Regions from separate parts of the Homo sapiens genome. Here region 2 is linked to region 1. The links are chromatin contacts, found by Hi-C or POLR2A ChIA-PET in ENCODE. All regions are on one chromosome and are shown on one strand. Each heading gives the region's core, a stretch centred on a gene start or an enhancer-like site at or near the end of the contact. The rest is flanking DNA. Distances are from core to core; before and after follow the strand shown. Region 1 overlaps PACSIN2 (protein kinase C and casein kinase substrate in neurons 2). Region 2 has its middle 13 kb from the start of CYB5R3.

Region 1 (2,700 bases), core at 153-2,652:
GGAATGGAGTAGACGGTAGATGTGCCACCCCCAACACCCAGATGTTCTCTGGCCTTGCGCTGCCTTCCTCCGCCTCAGAATCATCCAGAACATGCCTCTGTCCTTCCGGATGGTTTTCTCTGTGTCTCCTTTTCTCTGTGTCTTAGCTTTTGTCACATCTCCTTTCTCTTCTGTTTTGTCCCTGGCCCCATTCATAATGAAACTGTCTGTGTCTCATGAGGCCTTTGCTAATAAACTCCTCCTTCCCTCTAGAATGAAATTTGTGGCTTTGGCTCAAATAAGGAAGGATCTGTTAAGAGTGTGTGTGTGTGTGTGTGTGTGTGTAAAAACCATTAAAACCAGAGGAAATGTGGCTGATGGCCCTGCCCCCTAGTATGGTCCTCTCTCTCATGCTGGGTTCCTCCTTGGAACTTTCTTTGTATTTGCCGATCCTGCGGCCTGGCATGGTCTTCCTGGGATGCCCATAACCCCTCCATGTGCGTGTTCCATGTGCGTGCTCCATGTGCGTGTTCCATGTCATCTCAGTGGCTTTCTCCACCCACCCCATGCTCCGTCTCAGTTGTCCTCCCCTACACTTAATGCCCTCTAATTGACTCTGGCATGTAACTTTTCCTATACTGTATCTGCCTCCTGCAACTCAAATGAAAGCTTCACAAAGACCTTGTGTTTCTTGCTGTGTTCCTGGTGCCTCGAACCATGCACAGGACAAGCAAGTACTCCATGAATATGTGTTGAGTGCGTTCCTGTTGTGACTGGTTGCTATGATAGTATACATACAATTTTGTACCTGCCTTTTTCTCCCCTCTTGGTAGCACAAGCATTCCCATGGTCTGTGTGACTTCTAGTGAGGATCCTGAACTCCCAGTGACATGGCATTCAGGAACTCATTCTCCCTGTAGGTAGAAGCAGCAAAGAAAGCCCACCATGCAGCGTGCAAAGAGGAGAAGCTGGCTATCTCACGAGAAGCCAACAGCAAGGCAGACCCATCCCTCAACCCTGAACAGCTCAAGAAATTGCAAGACAAAATAGAAAAGTGCAAGCAAGATGTTCTTAAGGTAAACTGTACACTTGTTTTTACACGTCGAGTGTCACCGTGTCAGTTGTTGACGTGTCTGGCATATAGCCTTCTGTAACTGCTTGGGTGAATGGGTGGATAGAGGGATAAATAACCAATAAAACACACCCCTGTCCTCAAGAAGGCCACAGGTGAGTGCCCTAGCACCTCGCCTCACCATAGCCACTGTACCTGCTCAGTCAAGGGACAGAGCCAGGCTCTGGGCAAGCCAGGGGTAAGAGACAGCTCTTGGTGCTCAGAGACACAAGGACAGCTGGGATTGCTGCAGGGAGCTGCTTGTGCCAACATGGGCGTCGCCAGTGGTGGGTGTGAATGGGTGTGGCTGGTGGCAGGTGTGAATGGTTGTGGCCAGTGGTGGGTGTGAATGGGTGTGGTGTGAGCTGGTATGGAGGGTTATGAGGACCAAATCACCAGTGGCCTGGACAGCCAGGCTGAGTAAGGAGCTTAGGATGCTGCTGACCAGGAGCCACTCAGGAAGGCCTGAGCCTGGGTGGGATCAGGGAGGAGGTGAGGAGGGTGAGATGGTTTAGAAGGATTGCTCTGCTTGTGTAGGGAGAGGGGCTGGGGGCAGAGACCTGGGGGAGGGACTGCAGGCTGGGAGCGCTTGTCTGGGGGAGCCAGGTGGGAGGGAGGATGGAGGGGCCCTGCAGTCTCCACAGTGACAGGCCCCGAAAGTGAGGCAGAGGCTGTGGAGCCAGGGGTGGCAGAAGGGTGGTCTTTGGCCAAGGAGAGACCGTGACCAGGCACTGTGGCATCATGGGTGCCCTTCCATTTCTGTTGTGAAGCGGAGATTTTCTGCCCCATGGGTTAATGAGAAATCATTGTGTAAACTATTACATGCTCCGCAGGTGTAGATAAGTGATTCTGCCTGGAAGGTCCTGGAGTCACAGGACTTAAAACCAGACAGCGTCATCGTCTTGTGATTTAAAAGTTCACAGGAAGGGAGGGGCTCAGCCCTCGGCCCCACCTCCCCTCCTTTGGTCAGCCATGAGGGGTGAGGGCTGGGGGGTGTGATTGCCGAGGGCCTGCCCTGCCTCGGTGTTTGGAGAGGAGATTCCCAACCAGGATTTGCAGAGAGAGACGGAATGAGGTAGAGAGAGGCTGCACTCCAGGAAGAGGACATGGGCAGAGGGGAGGCAAGAGGCCTAAGCTGGTTTCACTACCCACCAGCCTTTCCTGGCCCCTGTCAGTTAGGTGGTGGCATCCCTGTTTTGTGAATGAGGAAACCAAGATCAGAGAGGTTAAGTCACGTGCCATCCAGCAGGTGAGAGCAGGAACTTCTGACCTCAAGCCCATACATATGCCCTTTCTCCACTGTTCCTCACTGCTATGCCGTCGGTGTAGCAAGGGGAACACGTCATCTACACGAGAGTTCGTCACTCAGACCAAGTGTCAGAATCCTCTGGGAAACCCCTCTCACTCCCATTGCTGGAGCCAGGAATCTGGGCTTTTGAAGCAGCCCAGGTGCCTCCACGGTGGGATCAGGTGAGGAGCCTGGAACCAACTACTGAGTGGGAGGCACCTGGGCTCAAGAAGCACAAGGTCCGGGAGAACTCTCGGGCCTTTGCCAGAATCCCAGGGAATCAGGTGCCCAAAAAGGTGCCTAGAGGAAAGATGGGGCTTCT
Region 2 (2,700 bases), core at 75-2,574, 230 kb after region 1:
TCTCATGAAATAAAAATGATAACCTGAGGGAAAACTGTTAAAAGTTTGTAATTATAGAAGGGGAGGAGCTCCTGTCTTTCTTTTGTTTTGTTTTGTTTTGTTTTGTTTTTTGAGACGGAGTCTCAGAGTCTCGCTCTGTCACCTGGCTGAAGTGCAGTGGCATGATCTCTGTCGACTGCAACCTCCGCCTTCAGGGTTCAAGCGATTCTCCTGCCTCAGCCTCCCAAGTAGCTGGGACTACAGGCATGCGCCACCACGCCCAGTTAATTTTTGTAGTTTTAGTAGAGCCAGGGTTTCACCATGTTGGCCAGGATGGTCTCGATCTCTTGACCTCGTGATCTGCCTGCCCCAGCCTCCCAAAGTGCTGGGATTACAGGCGTGAGCCACCGAGCCCGGCCAAAAGGACGCAGACTCTGTTTTGAAGGAGGAGGTGGAAAGGGATGGAAGAAACTTCCAGAGCGTGCCGTTTTCTTTGTGACAGGCTCTGTCCTCGGCAGGGGCAGGCGTGACCTCTCTGAGCCCATGAGCGGGAACTGTTTTTGCCCTGGACACCCTGGGATGGGCCCTGCCATGTTGCCCAGGCTGGACTTGAACTCCTGAGCATCCCCTGCCCCGCTGCCCTCTCGGCCTCCATTCGGGAGCTTCACATCCCCCTCCCCTCACCCCCACGAGTCCTGGGGGGCCAGCTGGGAGCTCTGCGGGGAGTAACCCCACGAGGGCAAGGCAGGGGAGGGCGCCGCCCAGCGCCCCGTGGGGCTTCCGCCGCCTCGAGGCAGACCCGGATCCAGAGGGCGCCTGGACAAGGTAGGGCCCCCATCCCGCCCCGGCTCCGCGTGCCCTCACAAGAATCACCCGTCTCCGACCGTCACCTCCTCCCGCTCCCGGGCCTCCCCGGCAGCCCCCACGACCGTCCACCCCGGCCCGCCCGGCCCGGGCTCCCGCTCTCTCGGCCGCTCTCCGCGGAGCCCCGCAGCCCAAGGGGCAGCACCTATCCCGGGACAGCGGCCTCTCTTCCCCACCGAGGCGTCTGCAGGGCTCCCCGTAGCGGCGCGGGGCTCGGGGACACGGACTCGAAGGAACCTGAACACCTCCAGAGCGTGGAGGTTGTGGGGGATGAGCCCCAAGAGGCGCACCCCTCCCAGGCTGCCGGGACCCAAGGTGGGCACGGGCTGGGTCCGAGGAAGGGGTAGAGGAGGCAGGATTTGGGGCTCGGCTGGAGCAGAGCAGCGGCAGAACCCCCAGCCGAAGCCGGTGGGAGTGGAGATTTCGGATGGAGCCGGCTGGACCCGCGCCCCGGGCGCCGGGAGCCTTTTCCTGGCTCGGGCGCGCCCCCTGGAGGCCGGAACCTGACATCAAGCGCACCCAAATTGCTGGGACTACAGACCTGGCGACAGTACCCAGCCCATCCTACTCAACTGCAAATGCCCCCTTTTACACTTAGGTCTATTTCTGGACGCTCAAAGATCCATTGAGATCTATTCTGCATTGGTTGGACAGAACCAGTTTTCTTCATCTACAAATAATAATACAACTCTCCTTTTTTTTTTTTTTTTTTTTTTTTTTTTTTGAGACAGAGTCTGGCTCTGTCGCCCAGGGTGGAGTGCAGTGGCGTGATCTCCGCTCACTGCAGCCTCCGCCTCCCGGGTTCAAGCAATCTGGGATTACAGGCATGCGCCACCACTCCAGGCTAATTTTTGCATTTTTAGTAGAGACAGGGATTTCACCATGTTGGCCAGGCTGGTCTCGGACTCCTGACCTCAGGTGATCCTCCCCCCTCGGCCTCCCAAAGTGCTGGGATTACAGGGGTGAGCCACCACACCCAGCCAAGTTAATTCAATTTTTAAAAATAAATAATTTTTTTTTGAAACGGAGCTTCACTCTTGTTGCCCAGGCTGGAGTGCAATGGCGCGATCTCTGCTCACTACAACCTCTGCCTCCCGGGTTCAAGCAATTCACCTGCCTCAGCCTCCTGAGTAGCTGGGATTACAGGCGTGCACCACCACATCCAGCTAATTTTGTATTTTTAGTAGAGATGGGGTTTCACTATGTTGGTCAGGCTGGTCTCGAACTCCTGACCTCAGGGGATACACCCGCCTCGGCCTCCCAAAGTGCTGGGATTACAGGCGTGTACCACCCCACCCAGCCAAAAAAATAAAATTAAAAATATGTATATAAATAATAATATATATTATTAAATATAATAAATATATATAGAAATAAATAGGCCGGGCGCGGTGGCTCATGCCTGTAATCCCAGCACTTTGGGATGCCAAGGCGGGTGGATCACATGAGGTCAGGAGTTCAAGACCAGCCTGGCCAACATGATGAAACCCCCGTCTCTACTAAAAATACAAAAATTAGCTGACCATGGTGGCGGGCACCTGTAATCCCAGCTACTCGGGAGGCAAGGCAGGTGAATCACTTGAACCCAAGAGGCAGAGGTTGCAGTGAGCCAAAATCATGCCATTGCACTCCAGACTGGGCGACAAGAGCAAGACTCCGTCTTAAAAAAGAAAAAAAGAAAAGAAAAGAAAAGAAAAAGAAAGAAATAATGGACGGGGTTGGGAGAGCTTCTGGACAGCTGAACACTTGCTGGTGCCTGGAGGGTAGTGTGCCTGGAGAGGGCATGGAGGTGCCACACACTTCCCCTTCCCTTGCCCTATGGATCTCTTCCATCTGGTTGTTCTTCTGTATCCTTCT

Evidence for each region. Hi-C counts contacts between places; a loop is a spot of excess contacts on that map. ChIA-PET counts read pairs that join two places held with the same protein, here RNA polymerase II (POLR2A). Pooled maps may share reads with other maps.
Region 2: a loop to region 1 is called in a map with no recorded cell type, with 10 times the contacts of the local background. The contact joins two enhancer-like sites. A Hi-C loop is called at or near these places in 1 of 37 single-sample maps with no recorded cell type and 2 of 50 pooled maps. POLR2A ChIA-PET finds 5 or more read pairs at or near these places in 4 of 52 experiments (GM12878, H1, activated CD8-positive, alpha-beta memory T cell and 1 more).

What each region holds. Positions count from the first base shown.
Region 1 is chr22:42,886,998-42,889,697 of GRCh38, reverse strand. It overlaps PACSIN2 (protein kinase C and casein kinase substrate in neurons 2), which reads left to right. Exons shown (of 11, transcript NM_001184970.3): 5 at 900-1,055. Among named protein-coding and RNA genes, the nearest start is that of ARFGAP3, 31 kb to the right of the region's middle. Within about 2 kb of position 1,402, at least 8 of the 41 ENCODE cell types and tissues checked have a DNase peak (open chromatin) inside an H3K27ac peak, as active enhancers do.
Region 2 is chr22:42,660,780-42,663,479 of GRCh38, reverse strand. No RefSeq gene overlaps it. Among named protein-coding and RNA genes, the nearest start is that of CYB5R3, 13 kb to the right of the region's middle. RefSeq lists silencers at 734-1,013, 1,054-1,103, 1,234-1,373. Within about 2 kb of position 1,324, at least 9 of the 41 ENCODE cell types and tissues checked have a DNase peak (open chromatin) inside an H3K27ac peak, as active enhancers do.